Regions from separate parts of the Homo sapiens genome. Here region 1 is linked to region 2. A link is an interaction called in ENCODE POLR2A ChIA-PET data of the cell type or tissue named here. Cell type or tissue: GM12878. All regions are shown on one strand. Each heading gives the region's core, and the rest is flanking DNA. Links, peaks and the distances in the headings are about the cores only.

The links. ChIA-PET counts read pairs that join two places held together with the same protein. Peaks named below come from ENCODE experiments on the same cell type or tissue, not always from the same donor. Only the 100,000 strongest peaks of a DNase experiment are listed, where the experiment ranks them.
Region 1: POLR2A ChIA-PET joins it to region 2 with 10 read pairs; 2 of 35 experiments call an interaction of 5 or more read pairs at or near these places.

What each region holds. Positions count from the first base shown.
Region 1 is chr17:64,210,646-64,227,080 of GRCh38, reverse strand. It overlaps TEX2 (testis expressed 2), which reads left to right. Exons shown (of 12, transcript NM_001288732.2): 2 at 12,839-14,507. The coding sequence starts at 12,864. Among named protein-coding and RNA genes, the nearest start is that of TEX2, 44 kb to the left of the region's middle. RefSeq lists enhancers at 9,208-10,039, 10,242-10,441, 10,040-10,872. In GM12878, for the core only: a CTCF peak has its summit at 10,201 (motif pointing left); DNase peaks (open chromatin) are centred at 8,790 and 10,090; H3K27ac peaks cover 926 bases.
Region 2 is chr17:64,053,988-64,070,422 of GRCh38, reverse strand. ERN1 (endoplasmic reticulum to nucleus signaling 1) reads left to right here. Exons shown (of 22, transcript NM_001433.5): 7 at 2,132-2,233; 8 at 3,491-3,752; 9 at 5,136-5,214; 10 at 6,272-6,437; 11 at 9,836-9,954; 12 at 12,430-12,621; 13 at 14,475-14,748; 14 at 15,595-15,685; 15 at 15,984-16,173. Among named protein-coding and RNA genes, the nearest start is that of ICAM2, 42 kb to the right of the region's middle. RefSeq lists enhancers at 6,280-6,329, 7,340-7,409, 13,771-13,890, 13,679-14,422, 14,423-15,166 and a silencer at 13,411-13,460. In GM12878, for the core only: a CTCF peak has its summit at 6,486 (motif pointing left); DNase peaks (open chromatin) are centred at 7,112 and 9,012; H3K27ac peaks cover 3,098 bases.

The DNA of each region.
Region 1 (16,435 bases), core at 3,837-11,836, 160 kb before region 2:
CTAATTTTTGTATTTTCAGTAGAGGCGGGGTTTCACCATGTTGGCCCAGATGGTCTCGATCTCTTGACCTTGTGATCTGCCTGCCTCGACCTCCCAAAGAGCTGGGATTACAGGCGTGAGCCCCCGTGCCCAGCCTGATGTCATTTTCTGATGTCTATGTGTTGTCTCCTTGAGTTTTCCCTGTGGATGCACCCATTATTTTTTATAAATATTTTATTATTTTTTATACTACTTTTATACTACAGAAAAGTTTTTACTAATTTTCTAGTTTCTAATACCAGTTTTCAGCAAAGTTTTTGCTAATTATGTTCCAGCCTTAGTGCAAGAGAGGGTTTGTCTCATTGTGCCCTTGCCAGCATCATACATGTTTTAATCATTGAGAGAAATTATTTCATCGGTTTGTTTCCAATTCTGTATTATTTTTAGTAAGGTTGAGTTTTTTATTTGTTTCTTGGCCATTTGAACTTTTGGGTGAAGTGCCTGTTCATGTACTTGGGAGATACCTATTGAAGATGCCTTCCTAAATTTGACCATTAAAGAAAGACCTTAAGAAAGACTGTAAGTCCTTCTAAGGGGAAGTTTTACTCTGCCAGGTGGAATGCATTTTTCTTACATTGCATGAAAGTTAAAAACATGATTTCTTAACCACTTGGAATTTATCTGACTTACAAGATTTGCCTTTAAAATTTTAGAAATGATTGGTGAAAAGTACATGGAACCTCTCTGTACTACTTTGGCAACTTCCTGAGAATCTGTCATTATTTCAAAATGAAGCTTGAGAATTTAAGGAATGGTACAACTTCAGCTCTCTCCTCTTACTGCCTGGAACCCTGCTTGATAATCCCAACTGGTAGAACCAATAGGGACGGGAGGGGAGCAGCTCTCATGATATCCCCAAAGCCAAACAGTGGTTAGGAATGCTGCTTTTGTTTTTAATTTGGACATAGTTTCAAACTTTAAAATGGATGCAAAAGTAAAAATGGAATCTTAAACCCTTTCCCAAAGGTACATTGTTGTTAACATGTTACCCCATGAGCATCAGCTTTTGAAAATGTGTTGTTTTGGCTAGGCATGGTGGCTTCCGCCTGTAATCCCAGCACTTTGGGAAGCCAAGGCAGGCAGATCACCTGAGGCCAGGAGTTCAAGACCAGCCTGGCCAACATGGCGAATTTCTGTTTCTACTAAAAATACAAAAATTAGCTGGTTGTGGTGGCATACACCTGTAATCCCAGCTACTTGGGAGGCTGAGGCAAGAGAATGGCTTGAACCCGGGAGGTAGAGGTTGGAGTGAGCTGAAATCTTGCCACTGCACTCCAGCCTGGGTGACAGATCGAGACTCTGTCTCAAAAAAACAAAAAACAAACAAAAAAAAAGAAAAGAAAAGAAAAATGTGTTGTTTTGTGACCACAGCCACAACACACTATTCTCATATCTTGGGCTTTCGGCACCATACTCTCTTGGCTTCCAGGCATTCATTCCTCTGAAGAAAAATGCTTACTCCTGGTTTTCAGATTTCTCAAGAGCCTACGGTTTAGGAATGATTGGTGAAAAGTACATGGAAAGGTTTTCTTTTTAAGATTTAAATATAAATTCAAGCACATTTAGAGGTTTGGAACAATTGATTGCCTGCTCCTGAACTCAAATATTAATATTCTTTCCTCACCCCTAGCACCACCCCTCAGCTTCAGGTAGCAGTTAACGTCCCTCTTGTGTAGCTGCCTTGTTCCCATCTCAATGCCCTTCCATGTGCTGTTGCTTCATATCCACAATATTCTTTTTTTGTTGTTTTTAAATAGAGATAGTGTCTCGCTGTATTGTCCAGGCTGGTCTCGAACCCCTGGACTCAAGCATTCCTCCCGCCTCGGCTTCTCAGAGTGTTGGAATTACAGGCTTGAGCCACTGTGCCCAGCCTGCAATATTCTCTTCTCTGCATATCCTCCTTCTAAGACACATAGATGACTTTTCTGCTTTAAAAAAAAAAAAGTTATTCCCAGACTTCTTTACTTGATAAGTACCATCTGTTTAGGACACACCTGTCCTGAGTTATCATTACTTATTCTAGGGTTTCTGTGACCCCATATTGATGTCATTTTCTGATGTCTATGTGTTGTCTCCTTGAGTTTTCCCCTGTAGATGCCCCCATTATTATTTTTTATAAACCTCCACAGGCCTTGTATGGTTGTGCTGAACGCATGACCTGGTTTTCAATGAGTTACTGTGAATTGAATTTGATTTTGTTATTTGAGCCATCTAGCAATCTATAAAGCAAAATTCTAATTGTATTGATGCTTTCGAACCCCCCTTTCCTCTGGGATGTGGCACTCTTCCCAGAGTGGGCTTTCTTCATGGCAGGTAAAAGGTCTATGCGGTGGTGGAAGGGAGTGGGCCTGCTAGTTTCTTCGTCTAAACCCTGTGCTGTGTTGGTGGTGGTGCAGGACCCTGCTGGGTCGGAAGAGATGGTGAGTAGGGGCCTGGGAACCTAACAACTAATGGGAAAGGATTTCCAAGTTTCTTGCCAGTGATGAAGATAGAGTCTTGTCTTTTTCTTTTCTTTAAATGAAACTAAGGCTAGAGCTAGTTCATTATCTACAATGTCATATTGATTTTTGTTTGTGAGGTGGAGTATTAACAGATTAGAATGGCTGCTGGCAGTTCTCAGCTGCTTCATTGAATTTAAATGAATCAAGGGATAGCTCTTAAGATGTACTTGAGATTTGTAGGCTAAATCAGACCTTCCTGCCGTGGTTGGTTTTGACCAGATTCACTGTTTTGCTCTGTGGCATCAAGGCAGAAAAATACAGAATCTTATAGCCTTTTCCCTCCTTTTTACAAAACCAACTCCTATTAAAAAATGCACAGGTAAGAAGTATTAAGACATCCTCTGCAATAGAATGCAGCTTGCCTTCTTTTCCTCTGCCAGGAGCTTTTGGATTGAAACTGTTGACTGACATAACCCAAGCTAGCAGATGGTACTCATACATCAAATGTCCAAATGCAAGCTTGTTCAGAGGTAGCAAATGCCTAACAGGCTGAATTTTACAAAGACAAAGAATGTGAATAATGACCTTGAAGGATTAGGGATGGTCCCGAGAAAGGAAGCACACTCGACACCAGGCTTGCCCCTTCAGATGCTGTGTTACCTGCCTCGGCCTCCTGGCCAACATGGTAAAACCCCGTCTCTACTAAAAATAAAAAACATTAGTCAGGTGTTGTGGCAGGCACTTGTAATCCCAGCAACTCAGGAGGCTGAAGCAGGAGAATCGCTTGAACCTGGGAGCTGGAGGTTGCAGTGAGCCTAGATCGTGCCATTGCTCTCCAGCCTGGGCAATAAGAGTGAAACTCCATCGCAAAAAAAAAAAAAAAAAAAGATGCTCTGTTACCGTGCTCACTGTACACTGTACCTGGAGGCTGGTTCCATTTTCAATGAAATTTGCTTTCTTCCCTCCCTGCCTTACCCTGTCTCTCATTCTTTCCTCCAGTATTTCCTCTAATCTAGTATATGAATTAGAAGTAAATAATATTCATGGCTATACTACTATTTGGCCTAGTGTGTTTGCTATGAACAAACACGTGTTGGTGATAATTGAGTGGCCTGGAACGAACCATCTGCTCTTTTTATGGCTCTGATTCTAGAACCCCAGGATTGTGAAAGACAGAGCTAGGAAGGGCAGTTATTAGTAGAAAATGAGACCAAAGAAAAAAAGTGAAAAAAAAAAAAAAAAAGCCAGATTCAGTGAGGTTAATATTATCTTGGAATTAATAAATGCTAATATTGAGTCTTGAAATGGCTCTTCATTTTTTATTATACAGCCTGATTTATTGTTGATTGGTTTTTCATGGCCTAATTGATGATGATGACCTTTTTGGGTGAACAGAAAGCAAATAAACCTCATTGCTGTTTGATACGCTCACTCTGACTCCACTGACACAGAGCGCAGTTGGCTCCAGTTTGAGGCCTTTGTTTTTTATGAGTTCAAGTTAGATGGCAGCTACTAATTTGTAAACTAGATAGAACAGAATCCTACATAAATTCTGGAGAGAGAAGCCCTTATTAGAGGCTTTCTCAGTCTTAATGGGAGAGATGAACTTCTTCATAGGGATAGCAACCTTAAAGGAGGATTCTGGCAAAGACCTTAGGAAGGACCCATCAGCAGAAGAGTTTGAGACATCCTGCTTTCTGGAAACATACCGGATCAAGGCTAAGGTTTAGAGGGCATTTGGCTCCAAATAGCCTCCCCCACCCCACCCCTGCCCCACCCCAAATGTATGGGAGCATAAATACATTTACATCTATTATCTTATAACTTAACCACACTGTAGTGTAAACACTAAAGAACAATGTGAAGTTTTTGAATAGAATTGTTTTAGTTGGCATAACAAGTGGTTCAGAGTATTATTTCTTTGTAGTTTTGAAGAGTGAAATCTTTTAAAATTTTATATTATTTGTTTATTTTTTAAAATAGTGATGGGTCTCCTGTGTTGACCAGGCTGGTCTCAAACTCCTAGCCTTAAGCAGTCCTCCCATCTTGACCTCCAATTTTTGCTTTTTTTTTTTTTTTTTTGTGAGTTGGAATCTCGCTCTGTTGCCAGGCTGGAGTGCAGTGGCGCGATCTCAGCTCACTGCAACCTCTGACTCCCAGGTTAAAGCGATTCTCCTCCCTCAGCCTCCCGAGTAACTGGGATTACAGGTGCCCACCACCACACCCAGCTAATTTTTGTATTTTTAGTAGAGACGGGTTTCACCATGTTGGCCAGGATGGTCTCAATCTCTTGACCTGGTGATCCACCCACCTCAGCCTCCCAAAGTGCTGAGATTACAAGCGTGAGCCACCGCGCCTGACCAATTTTTGCTTTTTAAAATGTAACTAACCTGCACATATACTGGCCTTCAAATTTTATTTTTAATTATGATAAAATACGTATAGCAAAATTTTACCATCTTAACCATTTTTAAGTTCGGTAGTATTAAGTATATTCACATTGTTATACAACCAATCTCCAGAACTTTTTCATCTTATAAAACTGAAATTCTGTATCCATTAAACAACATCTCCCCATTTCCTCCTCTGCCAGCCCATGGAACTCTTCATTTTCCTTTCTGTTGCTATGAATTTGACTACTTTAGATACCTCTTGTAAGTGGAATCATACAGTATTTGTCTTTATGTGACTAGTCAGCTTATTTCGTTAGCATAATGTCCTCAAGGTTCATCCATGTAGTAGCATGTGACAGGATTTCCTTCCTTTTAAGGCTGAATAATATTCCCTTGTGTTTGTCCATTCATCTGTCAGTGGACACTTGGGTTGCTTCCACCTCTTGGCCATTGTCTGAAATGCCACTGTGAACATGGGTGTGCAAATATCTTTTTGAGACCCTGCTTTCAATTCTTTTGGATATATACCCAGAAGTGGGATTGGAGGATTATATGGTAGTTCTATTTTTAACTTTTGAGAAACTTCCATACCAGTTGCGCCATTTTACAGTCTTGCCAATAGTGCACAAAAACTCTAATCTCTGTACAACCTTGCCAACACTTCTTTTCTTCTTTTTTAATTGTAGTCATCCTAATGGATGTGGGGTGATATCTCATTGCGGTTTTAATTGCATTTTCCTAATAACTAGTGATGTTGAGCATCTTTCCATGTGCTTGTTGCCCATTTGTATATCTTTTTGGAGAACTGTCCTTTCAAGTCCTTTGCCCATTTTTTTAAAAATGTAATTTAATTTTAAGTTCCAGGATACATGTGCAGGACTTGCAGGTTTGTTAACATAGGTAAATGTGTGCCATGCTTGTTTGCTGCACCTGTCAACCTAGGTGTTAACCCCCACATGCATTAGCTATTTATCCTGATGCTCTCCCTCTTCCTGCCCCCTGCCCCCTGACAGGCCCCAGTGTGTGTTATTCCCTTCTCTGTGTCCAAGTGTTCTCATTGTTCAGGTCCCACTTATAAGTAAGAACATGCAGTGTTTGGTTTTCTGTTACTGTGTTAGTTTGCTGAGGATAATGGCTTCTAGCTCCATCCATGTCCCTGGAAAGGACATGATCTCATTTCTTTTTATGGCTGCATAGTATTCCATGGTGTATATATACCACATTTTTTTAGTCCAGTCTATCATTGATGGGCATTTGGGTTGATTCTGTGTCTTTACTATTGTGAATAGTGGTGCAGTGAACGTATGTGTGCATGTATCTTTATAAGAGAATGATTTATATTCCTTTGGGTATATACCCAGTAATGGCATTGCTGGGTCAACTGGTATTTCTGGTTCTAGGTCTTTGAGGAATTGCCACACTGTCTTCCACAATGGTTGAACTAATTTATATTCCCACCAACAGTGTAAAAGCATTCCTATTTCTCCACAGTCTCACCAGCATCTGTTTTCTCTTGACTTTTTAATAATTGTCATCTGACTGGTGTGAGATGGTATCTCATTGTGGTTTTGATTTGCATTTCTCTAATGATCAGTGATATTTAGCTTTTTTTCATATTTTTTTTGCTGCATAAATGTCTTCTTTTGAGAAATGTCTGTTCATGTCCTTTGCCCACTTTTTAATGGGGTTGTTTTTTTCTTGTACGTTTGTTTAGGTTCCTTGTAGATTCTGGATATTAGACCTTTGTCAGATGGATAGATTACAAAAATTTTCTCCCATTCTGTAGGTTGCCTGTTCACTCTGATGATAGTTTATTTTGCTGCACAGAAGCTCTTTAGTTTAATGAGATTCCATTTGTCAGTTTTTGCTTTTGTTGCAATTGCTTTTGACGTTTTCATCATGAAATCTTTGTCTGTGCCTATGTCATGAATGGTATTGCCTAGATTTTCTTCTAGGGTTTTTATAGTTTTTGGGTTTTCCGTTTAAGTCTTTAATCCATCTTGAGTTAATTTTTGTATAAGGTGTCAAGTTGTTTGTTATTAGAGTTCTTTACATTTTCTGGATATTAACCCCTTATCAGATAAATGATTTGCAGATATTTTCTTCCCCTCCATAGGCCACCTGCATTCCTTGGGTCATGCTCCTTGCTCTCATTACTCTGATGTCTGCTTCTGTTTCACATCGCCTTCTCTGAGTTTCTGCCTTCCTCATATCTTTTAAGGGCACTTGTGATTACATTGGGCCCACCCAGGCAATCCAGGATAATCTTTCCATCTCAATCATATCTGCAAAATCTCTGTTGCCATGGGAAGTAACAGATTCACAGGTTTTAGGGACTAGGATGTGGACGTCTCTGAGTGGGGTAGGGGAGGAGCATTACCTGTGTACCACGTCCCTTATCTCCCCTGCCTGCCTTCACAGGAACTAGACTTATCTCTTTAGTGACTTAAGTCAATTTGGACTGTTCCTCATGTTTTCTTTTCCTTTCCAACCTTCCATCTGGTCCTGTTGCTTCATTCTTTTCCTTCTCTTTCCATCTGCCTTTTCTTGCCAGCTCCACATCCACTCCTCTAGTTTAGGCATTTCTTACATCATGCTTTGGCTGCCAGAATAGCCTTAAAACTGGTCTGCTTGCCTGTAATTCTCCCTTTAGATATTTTATTTTATTTTATTTTATTTTATTTTATTTTATTTTATTTGATGAGATGGAGTCTCACTCTGTTGCCCAGGCTGGAGTGCAGTGGCCCAATCTTGCCTTACTGAAACCTCCTTCTCTCAGTTTCAAGCGATTCTTGTGTCTCAGCCTCCTGAGTAGCTTGAATTACAGGCATGCGCCACCACGTCCAGCTGATTTTTGTATTTTTAGTAGAGATGAGGTTTTGCCATGTTGGCCAGGCTGGTCTCGAATTCCTGACCTCAAGGGATCCACCCACCTCAGCCTCCCAAAGTGCTGGGATTACAGGCGTGAGCCACTGTGCCTGGACTCCCTGTAGGTATTTTAAACTCATCTTGATGCATACTTGTAAAAACAAATCTATGCCTGATAATTCCATTATCTGAAGTCCTTATTTTTCTGTTATATTCTATTTCTGCTGGTCCTTAGTCTTGTTTCCTCATCTGCTTGGTTACCTTTGGTTATGTGCTTACCATTCATTGTATTTGAGAAAGTATTTCTCGGAATAACTTGAGGCTTCGGGTGAAAGTGCTTTGCTTTCGTGGGGAGAGAATTTCTTCTGCCAGGTCCCTGGAGGTATTTCTGGTCCAAGACCACCTTGGAAGAAGCTCATGGTTGAGATTCCCTGGTTCTTTCAGAGGAGGCAAACCTAGGCCTCCAGTCTAAGTGAGGCCTGGTTTGCTTCTGGTTCACCTGTTACCTAGTAGCTGTAGTCCTTTGGGGTCCCGGCTCCTTGAGGAAGAGTCTCCAGTTGGTGTTCCACGCTGGCCAGCCCTGGATGTTGACTTCTGCTCAGGAGGCTGTTAAAGTGAAAGGCTGCCGGGTGTGGTGGCTCACACCTGTAATCCCAGCACTTTGGGAGGCCAAGATTGGTGGATCACAAGGTCAGGAGTTCAAGACCAGCCTGGCCAATATGGTGAAACCCCATTTCTACTAAAAATACAAAAATTAGCCAGGTGTGGTGGCGGGCGTCTGTAGTCCCAGCTACTGGGGAGCCCGAGGCAGGAGAATCACTTGAACCTGGGAGGCGGAGGTTGCAATGAGCCGAGATTGTGCCACTGCACTCCAGGCTGGGTGACAGAGCAAGACTCTGTCTTTAAAAAAAAAAAAAAAAAAAAAAAAAAAAAAGTGAAAGTGTCCTTTGCCAGACTAGGCTAGGCCAATGCTTGAGGGCAAGGTGGCTTCTCTAGAGCTCATACCTCGGGGTTCCTGTTTTCTTTAGTTTCTGTACTGTTATTCCTTGCTCAGTTCTTGAAGCTTCAAAGCCTTTCAGACTTTTTTTTTTCTGGAGTCAGAGTCTCACTTTGTCACCCACGCTGGGGTGCAGTGCCACAGTCTCAGCTCACTGAAACCTCTGTTTCATGGATTCAAGCAATTCTTGTGCCTCAGCCTCCCTAGTAGCTGGGATTACAGGTGTGAGCCACCGTGCCCAGCCATTCAGAAATTTTTTTTCAATGTATTCATTGTTAGTTGTGTTCAGCAGAATTGTGAGCCTGATAATGGAGCCTGCCTTCCCAGACAACCAGACTCCAGACCTGTTTTTCCATGTTGCCTCTGCCACCCTCATCCATTCTGGGACGGGACGTGATTAATTTTGTGTACCACTTTGATCATGTCAGACTTTTGCTTAAACACCTCTCCAGCACGAAATCATACCTATGGGAGCCTGGCGACAACATGAGCTACAGCTCTCCTTCCCATCACAAGGCTTGGGGGGTCAGTGTTAAAACCCAAGGGCTTTGTAGTCTGCTGGAACTATGGGAAAAAGAGACTGTTGAGAAGGAAGCTTTCTTTTTTGGCCTTTCAGTTCCTGAGGGCTTGAGAGAAGCTTGTCTCTTTTTTTGAGCCTGGGTATAATTGAGTTTCAGGAGTAGAGGGCAGGAGGCTAGCCATTTTATATGGTACCAGATTGTCAGATGGATAATGAGACCTTTCATTTCTCAGTGCGGCCAGTCACATGCTGCTGGTTGAGAACTGAGGTCTTAGCTTGTAAGTGAGCTGTCCATGACGGAGCACAGAGGGCAGGTACAAAAGCTGGGACAAAGCAGGAATAAAGAGCGTGTGTGGCATGTTTGAAAAGGCACCCTGCCGGGCATCGGGCCTCAGTGTCAGGAAGCCCATGTTGTCAGTGCTGTGCCCTTGGACAAACCATGTAGTCTTCCTGGGTGTCAGTCAGGTCCTTCCTCTTGGCCTTGGCTGTCCTGCATGGCTGTGGCTGTGGGAGGGTCGGCTCAGTTGGCCTTAGCAGCCAGCCACTGGGAGGACAGAGAGAAGAGGGAACTTGAAGTGGTCCCCAGGAGGAGGCAGAGGCAGTGACCACTTGATAGGTTGTCTAGAGCCCAAACCATGGTCTCTGGTTCTAGCACACTCAATTACCCAGCAGTTTGGGGCCTGGAAGCAGCCTTTGTTTATCTAGCCTAATCCCCTCATTTTGCAGATGAGCAAACAGAAGCCTGGACATTTTCTTGTATTTAAAGAGCAGTAGTGATGCTCCGGCCTCGTGTGGCTTATTTTAGTAAAAATCTAGAGAAGTGGAACCAGGCTTTGGTTAGTGTGGGTTTGGGGGCATTTACTGTGAACCTCTGAGGCCACTGTCTGAGTGAGCCCTGGAGGACAATAACAACAGTGAGCCAGAGCCTGCCCCCATCTGGCCACCTGACACCCAGCTCTCCCTGGGGCCCACCTTCAGCTCTGTCCGCCCAGTCTGATCAGAGGTCGCTTTACCTGGCCAGTCAGGGGGCCCAAGTGTGTGGAGGATTAGGCAAGCAGGGTCCTGGTGACCTCCACACGAAAAATAACTCTGCTTCCTGAGCAGGTGCCAGCTTTTTGTTCCCTGGGGCCTGGCCTGACTGCTGAGACCGCAGGCTTCTGAACGCATTGCTGTTTTCACCCTTTGGCGCTAGGCTGGGCCTAACTTTGCCCTTAGATTCCCAGGCCTTCTTATCCTCAACTGCAGACGGGCCTCTCCACTCTTGCCTTGGTTCCTGAAGGACCGATTCACTCTGTTCAACCTCAAAATCATGCACTTTGTACTTGGACTTGTGCCCACAGTTACCTTCATTTATAGCCACCGCTGTGGGTGAAGCAGCCTCAGAACAGCAGAGCCTTACATATCATCCTTTTATGTTATGAAAGCAACTTAAATGAGTTTTTCAGCCCACTGAGAATTATCAAATACCAAACTTTTCTTTTTAAATTACCTCTATAATTTTCTTTTTAAATTGCCCTTATAAAACTAGGTGATAGTTAAATGAAAAACATATGTTGCTTCTGATATTTTTCTTCTTACTAAGCCTACAAATTCCTTAGCTTAAGATAACAGGGAAGGATTGTCCTGGACCCGAGGCTGTGTTTTTCTGGCTGCTGCCAGTTCCTGGATTTAAATTGCTTTGTTGGTGGATAGAGATCATTCCCTTTTCCTGGATTCAGGATAGGAAAGCCTGAGGGTCACAAATGAGCCTGGACAGAACTGTGTGTGAAAGTTTTTACGGTAACTTCTCTCAAATATTTGATACTGAAATTGTGTAGTTTCAGCTTGAGTCCATGTTGCAGCTGGGCCCTTGAATGTAATTCTTGTCATCCTTGGAATATTTCCTCCTTCTAGTGATCCAGGATCACTGTTTCCCAAACCCCCTTATTCCCCTACCCATTTTATGATTTCTCTTGTTGGTAATATCAGTTGCCAGCATTTTGAACCTGAATATTTAGCAGAAGGCTTAAATTAGGAGCTCTTCAAATTAAAGAAATAAGCAAGCCACATAATGTCGATTGTGGTAGATTACTTGTAAGCGTATTGTGTTGGGTTGGATACAGTCACCTGTAAACATAAACGTGTAGCGTTTTAAATTTGGAAAGGACTGTGGATCTACCTCCATTTTACAGACCAAGATACTGAGACATCGAGAGGCCCTGGCTTGTTCAAAGTCCCACAGAGTCAGCTGTAGAAAGACAAGTACTAGAAGCCCTATGTCCTGGGCCCAAGCTGGGTGCTCTTTCCACTGCCCCACGATGCCCCTTTTGTCTCAATGGCCTCCCACTGCTCCCCACACTCACCCTCTGTCCTGGAAACAGAATAGAGCCAGGTGGCTGCACACACCATGCCCATTGCCATCTTTATGCCCTTGTCCCTTCCCTCTGCCTAATCATGCTCATCCCACTACAACTCACCCATCAGTTCCAAAGACCCGTTGGATGTCCCACCTCCCACACTGGTGTCATCCTCCTCAGAACTTCTGAAGCGTGCCCTGTGTCTTGGCTCTTTTTACATGGTCTCTGTCCAGGTGTGGTCTTAATTTTTACATAGTAGGGCTAGTGCCCAGTAAATGGGCCATGAGTGAATAAAGAGAGATGACTGTACCATGTCACAAGGTGGGCGTGGCATCTTGTTTTGCTGCCCAGCTTTTCAGGCTTCTGACTTCGTTCCAGCTAAGCTCCAGAAAGAAGCAATCAGCTATTAAGCTCCAGAAGGGCAGAAAGCATAGCTTCCACATCTCTCACCACAGTCCTTGGTAGAGTTCTTGGTTGGTGGTGGGTTACAGCAGTGATACTTCATTTTCCTGACACATGAATCTTGCATTCAGTTTAAAATATGTTTGCTTTATCCTGATGCCTCAGAACGTGGCCATGTCCTCATGGCTGCCTCATGTCTTCATGGCTGCCTAAATACTCTGGTCTTATGGTACCTACCATTTGAGGAGGCCAACAGACCATGGCAATTAGTTTACAGATTTCCACATTTGGATACTTTGCTACTTACTTGCAATAGCAGGAAGTTGGGAGATGCAGGCCAAATAATTGTTAGGATTGCTGTGAAAATTGCAGTGAACGCAATACCCCTCCTGGGTTAGCTTGTTACAGCTACAAGACTCCTAGTGAAATTTTTGTTCCAAGATCCTCAAACTCAACAGGATGCTACATTTTATCCTGTTGGGCTTCTCAAGCAATGCTGGTAACATCTATTGTTCAGGTATTTTAAGGCTTAAGATAGAAAATTGTTGGTAGAAATTAACCAGTTAAAAGGGAGGAAATGATTACTCAGGTGTTGTGAAGTAAGACAGATTGTATGGCATTTATAACATTGGTTATGTAGTTTGCTCATAAAAGAGAATGCCTAACTGGAATTTAGTGAAAATTAAACCATTAAACCCAATGAAGTGAAAAACGGTGGACATCTGCCAAGTAAAAGCATAATCACCACTTAAACAGCTTCATCTGTGCTCCTATCTGCGAATGACAGCGTCTCCTGTGGAGAAACTGCTCTCTGACTTCTGGTTTTCTCACTGTTTTCACAGAGCCTGAGCCCTTGTGAAGCCGGCAATGACAAGTCTGTATGGTCGCCATGCCGAGAAAACCACTGACATGCCAAAACCATCAGCCCCTAAAGTGCACGTGCAGAGGTCCGTGTCCCGAGATACCATCGCCATTCACTTCTCGGCATCCGGCGAGGAGGAGGAGGAAGAGGAGGAGGAGTTCAGGGAGTACTTTGAGGAGGGGCTGGATGACCAAAGCATTGTAACAGGGCTGGAAGCCAAGGAAGACCTCTATCTTGAACCCCAAGTTGGCCATGACCCCGCCGGCCCTGCTGCCTCGCCTGTCCTGGCAGATGGACTGTCCGTGTCCCAGGCCCCTGCCATTTTGCCCGTCTCCAAGAACACTGTAAAGCTGTTGGAGTCCCCTGTTCCAGCAGCACAAGTATTAAGTACAGTGCCATTGGCTGTGTCCCCAGGGTCGTCTTCGTCGGGGCCCTTAGCTAGCTCTCCCAGTGTGTCATCCCTTTCTGAGCAGAAAACCAGTTCTTCCTCCCCATTGTCCTCTCCTTCTAAGTCTCCCATCCTCTCATCCAGTGCCTCAACCTCCACCCTTTCCAGTGCAAAACCCTTCATGAGCCTTGTGAAGTCCCTGTCGACCGAGGTGGAGCCAAAAGAATCCCCACACCCCGCAAGGCACAGGCACTTGATGAAGACATTAGTCAAGTCTCTGTCCACGGACACTTCCCGGCAGGAGTCGGATACAGTGTCCTATAAGCCACCTGATTCCAAACTGAACTTACACCTGTTCAAGCAGTTCACACAGCCCCGAAACACAGGTGGAGATTCCAAAACTGCACCTTCTTCCCCACTGACTTCTCCCTCTGATACTCGTTCCTTTTTTAAAGTGCCCGAAATGGAGGCTAAAATTGAAGATACTAAACGACGCCTTTCAGAAGTCATCTATGAGCCTTTTCAGCTCCTTAGTAAAATTATAGGGGAAGAAAGTGGCAGCCATAGGCCCAAAGCCTTATCTTCAAGTGCTTCAGAACTCTCCAATCTGTCCAGCTTGAATGGGCACTTGGAAAGCAATAACAACTACAGCATCAAGGAGGAGGAGTGTGATTCTGAGGGGGATGGCTACGGAAGTGATTCCAACATCCCCAGAAGTGACCACCCAAAGTCCACTGGTGAGCCCACAAGAGAGATAGAACTGAAAAGTTCCCAGGGGAGCAGTCTGAAGGATTTAGGCCTGAAGACAAGTTCTCTAGTTCTGGAGAAATGTTCTTTGTCTGCCTTAGTGAGCAAAGAAGATGAAGAGTTTTGTGAACTGTACACTGAGGACTTCGATTTGGAAACGGAGGGGGAGAGTAAAGTTGATAAGCTCTCAGATATTCCTCTCAAGCCAGAGGTGCTCGCGGAAGATGGTGTGGTCCTTGACAGTGAGGACGAGGTGGACTCGGCCGTGCAGCACCCGGAATTGCCAGTGAAGACGTTGGGCTTCTTTATAATGTGTGTCTATGTGTACCTCATCCTCCCCCTCCCCCACTATGTGAGTGGACTCTTTCTGGGAATTGGCCTTGGATTCATGACTGCAGTTTGCGTGATTTGGTTTTTTACACCACCAAGTGCTCATAAATATCACAAGTTACACAAAAATCTGCGACACTGGAACACAAGATCTCTGGATATCAAAGAACCTGAAATACTGAAGGTAAGCCTCTCCCCGGGAGCTGGCTAGTACACACACTTCTCACATACAGCCGTATTTTAGATCTGACTTGTTTTTTGGTTAGCTGTTAAAGATTTTTGCACAGGCCGTGTTTTTTAAGAGCTTGGGGCCACTTCATTCTCCAGGCACCCAGTCAACTCATCTGGTAAACCTCATTCTAACCCAAGCTTTGCAGATTCACAAAGTAGTTTCTGAAAGATCTCTGTGACTCTAGAGAATAGTGTTTACATCAGTTCCTGTTCTGGTCTGTCTCTAAACTTACTTGGAATGTGCTACTTGCTGAGCATTTTTAATGGCTGAGTCTGTTAGGGTTCACTATTCTTGAGACCTTGAAGAAGGGTTAAATACTCCCGGAATTGCAAGAGGAGGGAAGGAAGAAGAGAAGGCAAATTAATGTCAGCTGTTGGCCCCTGCTGGTGCTCCTCTTTCCTTTGCACGGTGGGGAATGGGATGGAGAAAGATGTCATCTTTCACTGCATATCAGATGTCAGGCTTTTGGGCCTCCTGAGGGGTCCCTGGGACAATTCATTGGGAAGCAGGAAGAAACATTCATCTAGCTGTCTAATCTGTCGATTGAGACGGAGTCTCACTATGTTGCCTAGTGTGGTCTCAAACTTCTGGGCTCAAGTGATCCTCCTGCTTCAGCCTTCCAAAGTGCTGGGATTACAGGTGTGAGCCGCTGTGTCCAGCCTAGAACTTCTATTTATTATTATTTTTTTGCATATTAAAATTTCTGGTTATGTGTATACACACTATAAAAGTACAATTAGAACTTATATAGTTTGTAAGTTATATGCACACACACATTTATGTACAGTATCCAAGGGGGCATTGGTTTCAGGACCCCCCCCAAGGATACCAAAATCGATGAATGTTTCAGTCCCTTATGTAAAATGGCATAGTATTTGTATTAATATATAACCTATGCTCATTCTCCTGTATACTTTTAAATCATCTCTAGATTACTTATAATACCTAACATAATGTGAATGGTTATTATGCTGTATTTTTAAATTTGTATCTTTTTTACTGTTGGATTGTTATTATTTTTTTTAATTTCATATTTTCAATCCAAGGTTGATTGAATCCATGGATATAGAGGGCTGATTGTATATGTTTTTAGAGATAAGGTGGAAAGCCAGAAAAGTTTAGAGACCACTGCTTTATAAAAGTTATCTAATTCAGCTTCATAACCATCCAGGAGTTTGATGCTTCCAGTTTTACACATGAGGAGATTCAGGCTCTGAGAGAGGTGGTCATTGTCCAAGGTGTCTTGCTACTTAATAAGTAATAGAGGCTGGGCATGGTGGCTCACGCCTGTAATTCCAGCACTTTTGGAGGCTGAGGGAGGCAGATCACTTGAGGTCAGGAGTTCAAGACCAGCCTGGCCAACATGGTGAAACCCTGTCTCTACTAAAAATACAAAAATTAGCTGGGCTTGGTGGCGTGCACCTGTAATCTCAGCTACTTGGGAGGCTGAAGCAGGAGAATTGCTTGGGCCTGGGGGCTGAGGCTGCAGTGAGCTGAGATTGCGCCACTGCACTCCAGCCTGGGTGACAGAGTGAGACTCTGTCTCAAAAATAATAATAATAATAATAAAATAAGTAACAGAGGTAGGCTTTGGAGCCTTTGTGTGTCCTCTTCCTGCTTTTCCCATGACACCTCTCTGCAGAAGGTTCATGCCTAGACCTGCCTGGAGAATTCCTTGTGTTACAGGAGATGTATGAAAAGGAGAACTTCGTTTCCCTGGAGCAATTTTGAACCTTAATTATTGGTTTTAATCTTTAGCTTTTCAAATTCAAAGCTTGTTTGGCTTCTTAGTTAAATTAAAGGTATTATTCTCCCATCTATTTAAATGAGAATGCTCTAAAAATGGCAGCGTGATGTCCCTATTGCAAAAAAAAAAAAAA
Region 2 (16,435 bases), core at 5,108-13,107:
ATTGTGGTGTTCGAAGGAGCTGGGATATGCATGAGGTGGAATGTGTGTGCATAGGTGTGTAAATCCATTGCCTCCATTATCTATTGCTGCATGACAAACCACCCCAACTTAGCATTTTATTGTTAATGATTCTGTAGGGAATTCAGGAAGGACTCAACAAGAACCCATCATCTTTATTCCACATGCTTGGTTGGCCTCACTCATGTATCTGAGACTTCAGTTCAGTTCCGTGTGACCTTTCTCCATACAGATAGCCTGGACTCTTGATATGGCAGCGGGCTCCCTCTTGAGTAAAAATGGGTGTTACAGTGCCTCCTAAGGTCTGGGCTCAAAAGTTCCAGAACCTTCCTTCCACTGCAGTCTGTTGGTCAAAGCAAGTCTCAAGGCCAGCTGAGAATCAAGGGTAGAGATATAGACTCGGCTTCTTGATGGGAAGAGTAACATGCATTACAGGAATGGGAAGAATTGGTGGTAGTGACCTTTAGAGATGTTCTACTGCAGTCCTCCCTCAGGCTGCAGTAGTTTACAACCCTCCCACTCCCTCCAAAGACCCCCAAAGTCCAATCCCAGCATCAGTCCCAAAATCTCACCTCTCATTATCTGCATGAGGTCTGGAGGTAGATGATGCTCCTCAAGTGTGGCACCTCTTGATCGGAGACCTGTGAATTAAAGAGACAGGGTCTTTCTCCCCTTCCCATCCCCCACCCAACATGCAGTGGTGAGACAGAGACAGGATAGCTGCAGTAAACATGTTCACTCAAAAAAGGGCAGGAAAGAGAGACACATATCACACATTGGGCCTTAGTAATTCTGAAATCCAGCCAGGCACATGTTTTCAGGTTCCCCTCCTCCAGGGGTAGGGAATATTCCTTCATTAGGGCCCAGTTTTGCCCTCTGGGATTGGTTCCCTAATATAGTGCTCTCAGTGGCTCTTGGTTCTGCCCTCTGAGAAGTCCTTTCTTTTCCATAACAAATGGCCAGTTTTGTATCTTTCTCAGTCCGTTCCTTGTCCATTGAAATTTGGGGATCTAGAAGCCCTTTTTTTTCAATTTGACTGTCTCTGTTCCTTTTAGTCTATGCTGATACCACTCCTTTAAAAACTATGTGGGCTTCCCATGTGTCAAATTATAATTTATTCCATTAGATAAAAGCCATACCCACAAGTTTCTAGACTTTGGAATGTGAGTGCAATGGGACAACACATGGTTTTTAGAACTCCCTTGATGGGGGCAGAGGGTCTATGAGGGACCACCTTAAAATCTTTCAGAGGTCTCAAAGAAGGATCTTACAGCTTCAACTTTGATTTGGTTGATCTTTACCCTGAGCCCATTTTTTGTTGCTGGCAGTACCCTGGATTTGATCTTTTCCCTAAAGTTATTTTTTATATTGAGAATCTTTTCCAGCGATATTCAGTCCTGGACCCTTTATAGTTCCTCTGTATTCTGCTGAATGATTTCTTCCTCAGCTCATTTGTCTCACAATATATCATAGACAGCTAAGAGAAACCATTCAACATTTTCTGCCTTCTGTCTGGAAATCTCCTTAGTTGGATCCCTGAGTTGATTAGGTACTTTTTCTGTCTTCCAAGTTACTGCAAGCAATAGTCATGCTCATCATGGCACCCTCCACAAGCTGGGTCACCCCTTTTCCATTTTCAATAGCAGTGCCCCCTCTGCACTAGCAAGTCTCCACCAACCTTTTTATCAGCCTCCCAGCCTCCACCTGCCAGCTGGTCCTAAAGTCAATGCCACATGTTTTAGGTGTTTGTTATGGCGCCATCCTGCTTCAAGGTGCCAATTTTTAATTGTCAGCAATCCATTGCTATGTAATAAGGCACCCCGAAGCTTAATGGCTAACAACAACATTCTATTGCTTACACTTCTGTGAGCCATGAGTCCAAGGGCATAGCGAGGGTGGGTCGTCTCTGCTTCCACATGCTGTCAGCCAGTTTCACTCATGTGTCTGGGCCTTCAGTTCTCCTCACATTGCCTTTCTCTATCGACATGGATAGTCTGGACTTTTTGGCCTACAGTTTAGGGAGGATTTGTTTGTTATAATTAGATAAGGACCACACCTCAGTAGGTACTATGGCCCCTCCGTGGTAATGGGCTGGCTGGTCTGTGTTCTTTAGAATACACCATCACCATGTACGACACCAAAACCCGAGAGCTCCGGTGGAATGCCACCTACTTTGACTATGCGGCCTCACTGCCTGAGGACGACGTGGACTACAGTAAGTGCTCTCTGCTGGATTTCACAAGCTTGGGCCAGTACTTTTGACCTATGTGGAAACAGTGGCTCCAGAAAGTAGGATTTTCTTTTAAGATACTCTTTGTCACCAGGTTCTTTCTTTCCATGGACTTTTCATGGGCTTATCATAAATACTTCCCACAGTCAATGTGCAGGGGCCTTGGTGAAGTCTGAAGGGAAACCGAAGTAAAATGGTGACAAGCTTAGCCAGAGAGGAAGGAGGACATCCCTCGTTGAGTCTTTCTATGTCACAGAAGGAATTTACTGCAAGCCCATGGAAAGTAGAAGTAAAATCAGCATAGGACATTAACAACCCTGTCAAGAAGGCCACTCTGCAAATGTGACTCATCCCTAGTTATTTCTGCAGTTAACATTCACCCAACTCAAATGAAAACTAAAAACCAATTTGCCACCTTAACATTGGTATCAAAGTTGGACTCTGCTTTTTCTTGTCAAGGACCTAGAATATTTTCGTTTTTCTCTGAGGACTCCTTTGTGAATCTGATGGGACAGTGTCAGTGGTTCAGGTCTGACTTTCAGGGTGTTTTTTTGTTGTTTTTTTTTTTGAGGCAAGTTCTCCCTCTGTTCCCCAGGATGTGTGCAGGAGTGCAGTCAGGGCTCACTGCAGCCTGAAACTCCTAGGCTCAAGCGATCTTCCCACCTCAGCCTACTGAGTAGCTGGGACCACAGGCACGTACCGCCACTCCCCCACCTACCTGGCTAATTTTTTTTTTTTTTTTTTTTTGTAGAGACGGGGGTCTCACTATGTTGCCCAGGCTGGTCTTGAAGTCCTGGACTCAAGTGATCTTCCTACCTCAGCCTCCCAAATTCTTGGGCTTATAGACATGAGCCACCACAGCTGTCCCTGACTTTCAGTTTGATCGATGGGTTTCAAGTGACTGCTATGAAATGCCAGATTAATAGGCATCTCCACTGGCTCCTTCCTCCTCAGTATTTACTCTCACTTATTGAATAGAGTGTTAAAGAACATCACCAAATAAATTGCCTTTGGGAGAGTGATCCTGGCTTGTGTTTATACGCCAGCCAGCTCTCAGTGTCTTGATATTACAGAGACTAAGCGAGTTCATTGGAAACAAGTGAAATTGCTCAGAGGAGATCTGAGAATATTCCAGAAGTCTTGTTTCCTCTAACTGAGTGACTAGAGCCTGCCACAAGAGTAGAGGATGTGGTTGCAAGATGGGGTGAGACTCAGCATGCTTTGTTTATTTGATCTGTACAGAGATGTCCCACTTTGTGTCCAATGGTGATGGGCTGGTGGTGACTGTGGACAGTGAATCTGGGGACGTCCTGTGGATCCAAAACTACGCCTCCCCTGTGGTGGCCTTTTATGTCTGGCAGCGGGAGGGTCTGAGGAAGGTGATGCACATCAATGTCGCTGTGGAGACCCTGCGCTATCTGACCTTCATGTCTGGGGAGGTGGGGCGCATCACAAAGTGGAAGTACCCGTTCCCCAAGGAGACAGAGGCCAAGAGCAAGCTGACGTGAGTTGGGAGCTCGGGGAAGGAGAGGGCGGCCGTGGCCTTCGTGTTCTGGTGCTGTTGCAGTGTAGCAGGCCCTGCACGGGAGGCCAAAGACAGGGCAGTCTCTGAAGCCATGAGGAATATTCAGAGCCAAGACTGTTTCATTTGGAAACCTCAGAATACAAGAGCTGAGGGGCACCCATTAACACTTCAGAGTTATTAAATATTACATAAAAATCATGGATGGGAGGTGTCGGGCACCATGGCATACACCTGTAATTCCAGCTACTTGAGAGGCTGAGGTGGGAGGATTGTTTGAGCACAGGAGTTTGAGGCCAACCTGGGCAACATGGCAAGACCCTCCCCCTGCCACCACACACACACAAATAAAGGTATAGGAAAGAGACTGCCAGTGTAAGTATAGTTTGGATCTATCTTAGGTGGTAGGGATGCAAGAGATTTATTTTTTTAACTTTCTATATTTTCTAAGTTTTTAGGTTATATTCATTTTAAAAATCAGAAAAAATAGTTACAGTGTGTGTGTGTGTCCAAGACTCAGCAGGCTTCTGTTCTCCATCCCCCTCTTCATAGCCTATCACCGAGTCACTTAAACTCCCCAAGCCTCAGTTTCCTACTTTATATATAGAGTTGTGTGGAAGATCAAACAAGATAATATGCCGGCAAGTGTTTAGATTGTAAAACAGCATTCAAATGTAAGGTATTCGTTGAGAGAGGTTTAGATAATGTAGTGGATGACCGATCCCAGGTGGGCTCTTGACAGTAAGCAGAAGGGCCAGGAGGTGTAGCTCTCACCATTTTCTGTCTCCCTGATGTCCCACATGGGGACAGACTACACAGCTGGGGAACCAGAAGTCTCACCAAGTCTGGAATTTCTTATGCATCCCTTTTGCTCTCAGCATCCAGAGTAGAGCAGCTGACCATTTCTCAGGAGTTCTGTAAAACCTCCAGGATCCTTAGAAAGCACAAGGCAGAATGGGGGTAGTTCTGGTGGTCGCTGGAGTGATCGCTGGAGTGAAAGTGTGTTGTAGAGAGTCATCTGAGGGGCCTCGGCGGTGGTAGTAAGCACTCAGTCTCCTCTGTGGCCACTGGGCGTAGTCCTTTCTGCAGGCATCATGGGCATCGTCTAGTCCAGCCCTGCGATTTTGCTGAGGCTTGCCATTAGGTGGCTTGTCCATGTTTCTGCAGTGAGTGACAGCTGGGATGAAGTCCTGTGGTCCTGTTCCCAGGGCAGTGCCCCTAGCTTCACACCCCTACTGCGTTCCTCCATGTCTGGGGGGTTAATGTGGTCATCCCTGCGGGTGGTATTTGGGGTGATGATTACTCCCTTCTGTGGGATCTGGAAATTCAATGACTCTGGAATGCATGTATCTGTTTTTCTCCTAGGCCCACTCTGTATGTTGGGAAATACTCTACCAGCCTCTATGCCTCTCCCTCAATGGTACACGAGGGGGTTGCTGTCGTGGTAAGTCCACTACGGAGGGCTCGCAGCTGCCTAACCACTTCTGTTCCATTTTAGCAAAGAATGACTTTGCTATGCATGAGCATCCTGCAGGTTAAGAATGAAAAACACAAATCTTAAGTTCTCAAAAACAGTTTCTGCACATGCCACATTCTACTTTGAAAGAAAGATACATGACAAAAACAGCTTCTTAAAGCCGAGGAATCCCTGATTATTCCCTTTTGCTTTTGTGATCAAATCTAAACTCCCCAGGCTGGTGTTCATGGCCCTGCTTCATCCAGTCCCACGATGCCCTTCCTCCACCCTGTTAGTTTCTCTATGTGAGTTGCGTGGCCCAACCATGTGCACCTTCTCCCTGACTTCTACAAGCCCCATGTTCATCTTTCCCCGGGGCCTTTGTTCAGGCTGCTCCTCACCTCACACTTCAAATGCCCTTTCTTCTTCCTTTTCCCTACTCAAACCCTTTGCATGCTTTTGCAATCTCGCCGAGCCTCCTTGGGCCTCACAAGCCTGCCTCAAGCATTCTGTCTCTGAAAGTCCAAGGCGTCATAATCCTAGCTGTTTGTCCTGATCCCTACAATGCTTGGGCTGTGTGGTTGGCTCTCTTGTCTTCCCAGTGATTTGGGCGGCTGCTTCTGTGAATAGACAGCGCCTGCCTCTGTCATAGTTCCAGCAGCACCTGAGCCAGCACTGGGCGTGTGGCTGGACTTTATTCCGCCCCATTGGTTGCGTAGATTGTGACTAACAGAGATATCCATTCATTCTCCTTCACTTATGTCTGCTTCTCATAATAGCTTCTTGGAGTTCTACACACACACTTCTTGTTCCCCAGTACCCAGACATAAGAATCTAAAAAGACGTCCATAAAGACATCAGTGCAGCTTGTCACATCCTGAGGGAGAAGCTTCTTTGCCCAGACTTTGGGCCTTTGTGTCTTGCTCTGTCCTGGACTAGCCCTGCACTAGAAATTGCTCACCTTTCAGGACAGTGGCTGGGATGGTGTGCCGTGGGACCCGCTCTCCCTCCAGGGCTCCTGACCCTCACTGCACCCTCTCCACAGCCCCGCGGCAGCACACTTCCTTTGCTGGAAGGGCCCCAGACTGATGGCGTCACCATTGGGGACAAGGGGGAGTGTGTGATCACGCCCAGCACGGACGTCAAGTTTGATCCCGGACTCAAAAGCAAGAACAAGCTCAACTACTTGAGGAATTACTGGCTTCTGATAGGTAAGAGCAGGTCTCCCACAGTAGCCTGAGGTGACAGCGTGCTGCCTCCTGGTGGGCGACCGCCGGCCCTGGTAGTTACACCGTACTGAGCTCGGAAGGCCTTGTGCTCAGAGCCCTTCCCGGCTGGCCCCTGAGACCTTGGGACATTTTTACCCCCAAGGAAAATCAACAAGGTAGCTGTGTTTCTGAGTCAGTTTTTGAAAACTGTTTAATGTTCCAAAACTCAGGTACTAAATTAATGTAAACCTTGTGTGAGTATCCGACATTAAGCCCTTTAGAATGCATTTCCTCACTCCTCACAGCAACCCTGTGTGAGGTAGGTACCCTTGTCATTTCCATTTTATAGTTAAGAAAACTGAGACTGTTTCTATGGAAGAATTAACTTGGAGTCCACGTGGGCATGAGGGTGAGGGGTTGGAGAGGCGAGGGCTGAGGACCCGGGAGGGATTAAATCCCAGGATGGATTGAGAGCAGCAGAGTCAGGGGCTGGTTGTGGTTCTAGGGCAGTGTCATCCCAGGTGTGTGGGAAGGTCCCTTTTTTCCTCTTTCTCTTGTTTTTGCTGCCATCACTAATGGCCAGGGATTGAACTAGAGGCCCTGTCCCAAGAGAGATAAGTTGAGATGACACTTCTTGAGTTGGCAGTGAGTGTGACAAACGAAGGCGGAAGTGAGAAGAGCTGTGTTCCTGGCAAGTGTGCCAAGTCATTAGAGCAGGAGGGAGTTTTCTTGAACCCCATCTGCCCTTCCTGTGCCCCATCCCTCACTGTTCTGCCACCTCCCAGCCCCAGTAGGGGCAGAGCAGGGCAGGAGGTCAGTCGGGTGCTGGAGCACCCAGGGGCCGGTGCAGTTTCTTCTCTCTGTTCTCTTCCTGTCGTGCTTGCTGGTGACAGGTACTAGGGGAGAAAGAGGTCAGGGCTGGGGCTCTGGAAAAGAGATGTGGGGCAGCTGGGAGCATGTGGGGACCAGGAAACAGCAGGATCTGCCAGGCAGTGCGGTGTAGGTGGGGATGTGTGTAACCAGGTATTATGGGGGGAAACCAGGTATCCTTGAGCCCTGCTCGCTTCCTTTATAGATTGTCAAGGTCCATTTCTTTTTTCATCCTGTTTCCTTGTAGCCATTTTTATTTTATTTTTACCAAATAACGGGTAAAGGAGATGACAAAATAATAATACGTTTTTATTAACAGAAGTAGTTGGAGGAGCATGTATGAATAGGCCCATGGTGAGAAAAAAATAGCTAATGAGAAGAGGTCATTGCAATTACAAGGCTGCTCAGCATTATGTGCCAGTTAAGGGGCTCACAGACTGCCCACCAGTGATTAAGAAGTGGAATTAAGGAAATGTGTATATATGAGAATACAGAAAATATGGGGGCAGGGAGTCTTCATGGTTAACTTGTAAAATGAGATCCCTTTAAAATGGAAAGGTTGTCCAAGTAAGGAAACTGCGAAAACAGCAAAGTATAAGGAATCTATTAAGTGTAAGGATCCCACAATTCGAAAGCCTCTTCTGAGGACCTCCAAAGCTCGTCATCTTAAAATATGGCACTGAGACTATGGCAGTGTCTCCTGTTGACGAGGGCCACAAGTAAAAGGATATGCCCTACTATGTCCAGATATGTCCTTTCATTTTCTCTTTGTGGAAAGCATTAAAGATATTCCAGGTTGTCATTAATCGTGAAAATACAAGGATCCAATTAGCTTGAGAGGCATGGTCTGTGGGTTGCCCCAAAGCCATGGCCCTGACCTTGGGTGCTTTCGGCATCAGAGCTTAGTTAACTAGGCATATATAAGCCCGGGAGAGCCTGATTCAGTAGGTCTGGGGCAGGGCCTAGCCATCTGCTTTTTGCTCTGGAATCTGGACCTAAGAGATAATGATAGATGAATACATCAAGGAGACCAGGTAATATTTGTACAAAATATTTAGTGGTCTCATGAGTAAGGTTGTACAGTGGTTGGTCCAGTGTGTACAGCGTGATATCAGTGAAGGCCCAGCTCCAGGAGAAGCCTGTTTACAAGAAGGTTGACAGAAGAACTAGGGGGATTCAGGCTAATGCCTTCCATAGCAGTCTCTTGGCAGGTGTCCTACCAGACAGGTAGGACCCTGAGCACTGAGTGGGTGTTGTGGGAAGGGCAGGACACTGCTGCACAGCGTGGCATGTGGAAGAACACCTCACTTTTCTTAGACCGTAGGTCTCTTGTTAGTGAGCCTCAGAGTTACCCGCACATACTCACATTCGGATTCCTGGGCCCTACCAGCAAGTCTGATTCAGTGGTCTGAAGTGGGCAGACCACAAGTGGAGAAATCCTGCTCCCAAGCAAAGCATGTCTCAGAGCTCCTTGGTACACAAGAGAAACTAGTGGTGGCTCAAAACAAAAGTAGGTTTCCCTTAAAGAATGATATTATGTTGTAGATAGAGAACTGACCTAAAGATGGGAACTCAAAGAGGAATTTTCCAGATCAAGAAATGTACACAGCTTAGACTAGTTCCTGTTTGTTGTCATCTTGGCATGTATGTCATGAAATCTTTGATAGGTTTAGGGGAACAATGGAAAGATCATAAGGTGAAAGAGACGTGAGTCAGAGTGAGATCTGCTCATAGCCAGAGAACAGAAAGGAAAGTCAGCCAGGCTACTGGCAGCCTAATCTGAAACAGTGACCTGGCTCTTTGGGGCAGTATGTGGACTCATTTTTAGAGCTGAATGGATTATCAAGCCCTATCAAATCCCAGTTCCCTATTCTAGTCAGCTTTGTATCTCTTACAGCAATTTGCACACAATAGATGCTCAATAAATGTGTAATGAATGCTCAGTAGCCATGCGATAGTTGTGTAGTGAACAGCAAATGAACGTGGAGCAAGCTATGGCCCCATCCATCTAGCAGGTGTGTCCTACTGCTTTCTCGCAAGTAATGTACCACTTTCCCCGATGGAAGCTCACATTTAGATAATAGTAGGACTGGAACTCCACCTGAGCAATTTAAATACCAAGATGGGAATTCGGCGGCCATAGAAGAGTGATGTTACAGGAAAAAGCATTGAAAGGAGAACTCCTTGAACTTTTAATGAAGCCTCATCATACTTCACCTGTGGATCGGGCCCATGCAGCCCCACGAGCCTTGCGTCTGGTGCCTCCCAAATGTCCTGATCCCTGTCATGCAAGGATACTTCTTCACTCCTCAGTAGGAGACTTGGAATACTGTATTCTGCCATGAAGTAATAAGGGTCCTGCTTTGATGGAATTTTCTGGTAACTGCCACTCATTTTCTCTAACTCACAGTCCTGCTGAGAGTTTGCATTGTGGACCCCTCAGTGGGTAGCACCTGTTGCCTAAGTTTAGCATTGAGTGCCACCACAGCTCGGGAAATTGTTCTCACTAAAGGTTTTGTTTCCTGTCATAGGACACCATGAAACCCCACTGTCTGCGTCTACCAAGATGCTGGAGAGATTTCCCAACAATCTACCCAAACATCGGGAAAATGTGATTCCTGCTGATTCAGAGAAAAAGAGCTTTGAGGAAGTGAGTGAGGAAGCGACCAGTCGGGGGTTGTTGGTGTTAGGTGTTGGGAGGGTGAGGCATTAGACTTTGACTCTGCCTTCTGAGCTTGCAGCCTAGTCTGGGAGGGAAGAGGAATGCACCAGAATCCAAAGCAAAAAACATAAATGGTTAAGGGCTAGTGGAGAGGAATAGGAAGCAACTTGTGAAAGAAGGTGCAGGAAAGGCAGCAGGACCAAGCTAGGCCTGGACCTGGATGAATGGGTAGGATTTGGCCAGGTGGAGGGAGCAAGAGGGCACAGGAGGGAATGGAACAGCAAGGGCAAAAGCCTGGAGTGGGAAGAATGCTGGTGTGCCCAGCTCACAGGCTGTGGGGAGAAAGGCCTGGCCAGACCCGAGGCTACTAAGTAGGGGGTAGTAGGAAATGGGCTCACATGGGTAAAAAGGAACCATGTTACAGGGCCTGAAACAAGCCCTGTGGAGGAGTTTAAGAGTTGTTGAAGGCTGGGTTGGGTGTCTCACACCTGTAATCCCAGTGCTTTGGGAGACCAAGGCAGGAGGATCGCTTGAGCCCAGGAGTTTGAGACCAGCCTGGGCAACATAGCAAGACCCTATTGCTAAAAAAAAAAAAAAAAAAAAAAAAATTGTTGAAGAAGTGATGAGATCTGAAGTTTTATGAAGCAGACAGAGAGTGGCCTGGGACTATTTGCACAGAGTTCCAGGGGCTCTCTTAGCACACCTTGGCCTAAAGCCAGAGGAGAGGGAGTAGAAAGGACTCTAGACCGGGAGCTGAAAGCATCAGTTGAGGAATTCAGCAGCCCCACAGAAGTCAACCTCTTTCTCTTACCTCTCTCTCTCATCTGCTGGTGTCCCCTGTTAGCTTTACCCAGTCAAAAACCCCAGGGGGTTGGGGAAGCCATTGCTTTGGCCCATACAGGTCAGCCTTCTGGGGCACAGAGCCGGTGGAGGAGGTGGAAGGGTGGCTCTGCAGGAGGGAACCCAACATGGCCAGGGAAGGGGAAGAGGGGACGTCTGAGGCTTAGTGACCGATTCAGGCCTGGCAGCTTCAGCAGCCCTGCCATGGAGGGCCCAGGGACAGAGATGCACCTGGGCTACATGAGTAGGGTCAGAAGAAGAAGAGAATGGCTGACTGATGCCGAGACCAAAAGCACAACAAACTCAGTTGAGAGATTTAGATTTTATCCAGAGACAAAGGAAATTGTAGACTTTCAAGATTCCAGGGCACAGTATCTGTTTACCATCATCTACGGAAGTAGCCAGGTTGGAGAAATACATTGATTCCTAAAACAGCAATCTTAAACAGCATTGTCCTATAATCTTATTAAAGTCCTGCATATTCATTATTGAACACTTAGAAAATAAACACATACAGAAGAAAATAAGACAGTGCCCTTAATTTAACACCCAGAGGTAGCCACGTGTCAAATCTTTGTATTTAACCATCTGGTCTTGGATAACGGTCTTTGAAAAAGTATGTTTTAAAATACTCTCAGGTGCATCTGTATGGTGATGAGACATACAGATGTCCCTGGCCACATGCCCAGGTGCTTCCTATATACTCTGCAGGCTACAAACCCCCAAAAATGTGGGAGGCACTGTGGGAGAGGCATGAATAAGAGGGGTACACCTGGAGGGGAGAGAAGAACATTCTAGGCAGCCATCTGGGGGGAGGGGTGAAATGGCGTGAGCGTGTGGGAGGTTTAGCATGTGGGAAATTCAGCATGTGCCAGGGAGGCTGTGTTAGTTTTGTTGGGCAAATGATAACGGCATACCTAGAATACTAGATATTTGAAAGTGAGTCAATGCATTTTTCTAAATGCCTGTTCCGTGAAGTCTTAGAGATTCTGAGGAACTCTAGGGAAGCTCCATTTTTATCTGATTTAATTTTGGGCTTCTAAATTTTCTTTAACAAACGCTTCTGATGCTTCTTAAAAACTTTGAAGAAATAGTGGACTACTGGAATAAATTATAATTTTGGGATTGCACTGACAGTTTACAGGCAACACGAGAAAACTGCTTTATTGCTTTCTAGCCATGTGCCTCTGTATACGTGCGGATTTCCTTTTAATGTGAAATGGTATTATTAAATCAAATACCAATTTTTCACCAGACTTTGTTACAGATGACTTCAGTGTTTTCCTGGATACTGAACCTACCATCAAAGGAGGAAGTGTTTGCCTTTTTGAGGATTTTTGAAAAAAATATGTAGGGTCTGAAGACACCTGCCAAAAGTATTGCTCCAAAAACTATTTTTGAATAATGATAACCTCACTGCAAAGATGCATGGCCTCTCAAAGCAATTGCTTTGAAAGAGGCAACAGTTATCTGGCTACATGATCTTTGGTGAGCTTAAAACAAATAAAACCCCCTGCAGTACAGTCATATCCTTGTAAACAGTGATTGCTTCTCTTGATTGCTGGCCTCATCTGTATCTGGCTAGAAATTTTGCAGTGATGTCGCAACTCTCTCCCATGCAAGGTTATCAACCTGGTTGACCAGACTTCAGAAAACGCACCTACCACCGTGTCTCGGGATGTGGAGGAGAAGCCCGCCCATGCCCCTGCCCGGCCCGAGGCCCCCGTGGACTCCATGCTTAAGGACATGGCTACCATCATCCTGAGCACCTTCCTGCTGATTGGCTGGGTGGCCTTCATCATCACCTATCCCCTGGTAAAGCTCAACAATTCCCCTTTGCCATCCACCTATTTCTGGGGCTTCTCTGCCTGTCGCCTCATGTCAGTGAGATCCAGACAAAAACAACCAGCACATTTCTTTCCCCATTTAAAAGTCAGTGTTTGTTGGCCGGGCGGGCACAGTGGCTCACGCCTGTAATCCCAGCACTTTGGGAGGCCGAGGCGGGTGGATCACAAGGTCAGGAGATCAAGACCATCCTGGCTAACACAGTGAAACCCTGTCTCTACTAAAAATACAAAAAATTAGCCGGGCATGGTGGCAGGGGCCTGTAGTCCCAGCCACTCTGGAGGCTGAGGCAGGAGAATGGCGTGAACCCGTGAGGCGGAGCTTATAGTGAGCTGAGATCACACCACTGCACTCCAGCCTGGGCGACAGAGCAAGGCGACAGAGCAAGACTCCATCTCAAAAAAAAAGAAAAAAAAAGTCAGTGTTTGTTTATCTTCAAAAACATAATTAAAGAGACACTAGCCTCCCAGAAAAGGACAATTTTGTTCCTAAATCTTAGTGTTTTTCAGCTAAGAGCTGATTTATAAGCCTTGCTCAAAGATGATTTTGAATAGTTATCTGTATTTTTAAAGAATAAGGATAATAGATGAAGACCTTTCCTCCCTTAAAAACTGCCATTAGAACTTCTGCTGGGGAGAAGAACCAAAAAAAGAAAAAAGAAGCTGCCTGTGAGATCAGCTTGTGTGAAAAAGGCAGTGTGGCCATCCCTTTACTTCCTAGTTGGAAATGAGCAAGTTCTGTAGCAGAACAGGCCATGGGTGGGATGAAATATGTGAGGGGCATGGTCCTTCAGCAGGTTGCTCAGAGCATCGAGATGCTGTTACCTGAGAGCTCAGGAAGCTAATGACCCGCCCAGGAATGGGAATGACAGACTCTTTATGGCACTCCCCACTGGCACGTCTGCACCTGATAGTTTCACTTTTCACCTCACTCAGTCCTATGAGGTCATTATTATTGATCCCTTGTCCACAAAAGAAGGAAGTAGACCCTGAGAAGCTAAGTAACTTTCCCCACGGGTACCCAGCTAGTAGACGGCATTTCTAGGACTCCACCCCATGGTGGAGAGAAGAAGAGACGACTCCCTGGTGGGTTGGTGGCTCACAGAAGTCCCTTCAGTCCACCTCCTGCACATGGGTAGGGATGATCACAGATCGCTGCTACTTCAGATAATGACAGAATGAATCCTTCAGAGTATTTGAGAGGCATGTGGCCTCGGGGAAGGCAGTGGGATGAAAGGCGGAAGCAGGACCTCAGCCAGGCTCACCATGTGTCAGCCCCACTGCCACCTCCTGGCTATGTGTATGCAGATGTACTCTGCATACCTAGAATACTAGAGCTTCCTCACCTGCCCCTCTGGATTACTGAGTGTCTGTGCGCTAGCCTCTAGCCAACACACAGACACGGTGGGTGGCGAACCTGGGGCTTGCTCTCACCCACCACTGGCTCAGCCATGCTACCTGTGCTTCCTGTTTGGTTTCACCTTTGCAACAACTCTCAGACTTTCATGAAAATCACAGAATTTTAGAACTGAATGAAACTGGCACAGCCCTCAACCTAGGGCACAGTCCCTCCCCTGGTGGCCATCCAGCCCCTCCTAGGGTTGGGGAGTGGGCTGTATGAGCAAGGATCTAACTAGTCGGTGGAAAGACGTCCAGTCATCGAAGCAATTCTGCTTCCAGGTGCCTTCTCACTGGTCTCTTTGTGCCCTGTTGGGTCACATAAAGTACACATGCTCCCTCCGCCACTGGGACCTGTCCCTTCCCAGCTGCTTGTTTCCCTGTGGGAACAGCTGCCCTTGTCTGGATGTGGGTTTCTCTTCCCAGAGCATGCATCAGCAGCAGCAGCTCCAGCACCAGCAGTTCCAGAAGGAACTGGAGAAGATCCAGCTCCTGCAGCAGCAGCAGCAGCAGCTGCCCTTCCACCCACCTGGAGACACGGCTCAGGACGGCGAGCTCCTGGACACGTCTGGCCCGTACTCAGAGAGCTCGGGCACCAGCAGCCCCAGCACGTCCCCCAGGGCCTCCAACCACTCGCTCTGCTCCGGCAGCTCTGCCTCCAAGGCTGGCAGCAGCCCCTCCCTGGAACAAGACGATGGAGGTAAAGCCAGTTGCCATCTTGGTGCTATTTTATGTTTTATTCGAGCACCTCCTGAGAAGTCCAAGGAGTCTCCATAAGATTGTAAACTACCATTCTCAGGGGTTCACTGTGTTCTCCTCTAACTTCCACTCTGGGGGTCTCTGTGGGAAGGCTTCTGCCCCATCCCTTGGCATCTCCCCTTCAGAGGGCCTTCTGGGAACCACCCTGGCCATCCTCCTGTCTTTCTCCACAAGGGCTGGGCGTCGCGGCTGACCAGAGGTGAGCTGCCCATTGGGCTGAAGAGAGTTCCCAGGGCCAGCCGGTGGCCAAGTGTGGAAGTGTCACAGTTGGTCTGCTTTCCTCTGTGGAAGTTGGCTCAAGCCAGTTGTCAGAGCCCCAATTCTGAGGGAACTGGCACAGAGCTGGTGCAGGGAACTCAGAGCCCTCTGTCCCAAGGAGTCTCCTCGTTTTACATGTCCATTGCCGCCACCTGAATGCTTCAGTGCGGATCTTTACAGTGGACTTTGTGGTGGTTGTTAACTATTAAACCATTCTAACTATATCACAATGAATATGTATAAGTGTGTGAAACGCTATGGAGAATCCCTGCCTTCCAGAAGGTTTTAAGATATGCAATCGCACAATAAGGTAAAGGCGGAGACAGAATGCAGGGGCAGGGGGAAGAGGCAGTCCTGGGTGTACATGGGGAGTGGGCCTGGCAGGCTCTTGCTGAGCAGCAGTCTGGGGTGCAGTGCCTCTTAAATCCCATCTTTTAATCTGAGGTCAGGAAGCTTGTCACTATGTTAACCTCAAGGTTCTTTAGGTGATATCTGTTTGAAACAATCTCTTTTTCCTATTTTGTCCCAGATGAGGAAACCAGCGTGGTGATAGTTGGGAAAATTTCCTTCTGTCCCAAGGATGTCCTGGGCCATGGAGCTGAGGGCACAATTGTGTACCGGTGAGTGGATTAGCCAGCCCCCTGCCCTCACCGCCTGGTGTCTAAGTGCCTGTCAGGTTGCGAGCCTGGTGCCAGGCTCAGAGCACAGCAGGGTCAAAGCAGTGACCTAGACGCATGGAGTCCGGCCTCCAGGGAGCTTGCACACTGAGACAAGCGATGATTCCGGGGCCACCAGGCAGTCAGGCGGGGCTCTCTAGGCTGGGAGGCAGTAGGTGAATGCTGTGGACCCAGGTTCTCACCTCATTTACACAGCCTGACTCGTGCTTCCCAGACACAACTCCCACTCCTCATCCCGCAGGGGCATGTTTGACAACCGCGACGTGGCCGTGAAGAGGATCCTCCCCGAGTGTTTTAGCTTCGCAGACCGTGAGGTCCAGCTGTTGCGAGAATCGGATGAGCACCCGAACGTGATCCGCTACTTCTGCACGGAGAAGGACCGGCAATTCCAGTACATTGCCATCGAGCTGTGTGCAGCCACCCTGCAAGAGGTGGATTTATTTTTTTTATTTTGTTAACTTTATTAAAGTCATAGCACTTTGGGAGGCCAAAGTGAGCAGATCACGTGAGCTCAGGAGTTTGAGACCAGCCTGGACAACATGGTGAAACCCCATCTCTACAAAGAAACCAAAAATTAGCCAGGCCTAGCGATGTGTTCCTGTAGCCCCAGCTACTTGGGAGGCTGAGGTGGGAAGATTGCTTGAGCCTGGGAGATCAAGGCTGCAGTAAGCAGTGATTGTGCCACTGCACTCC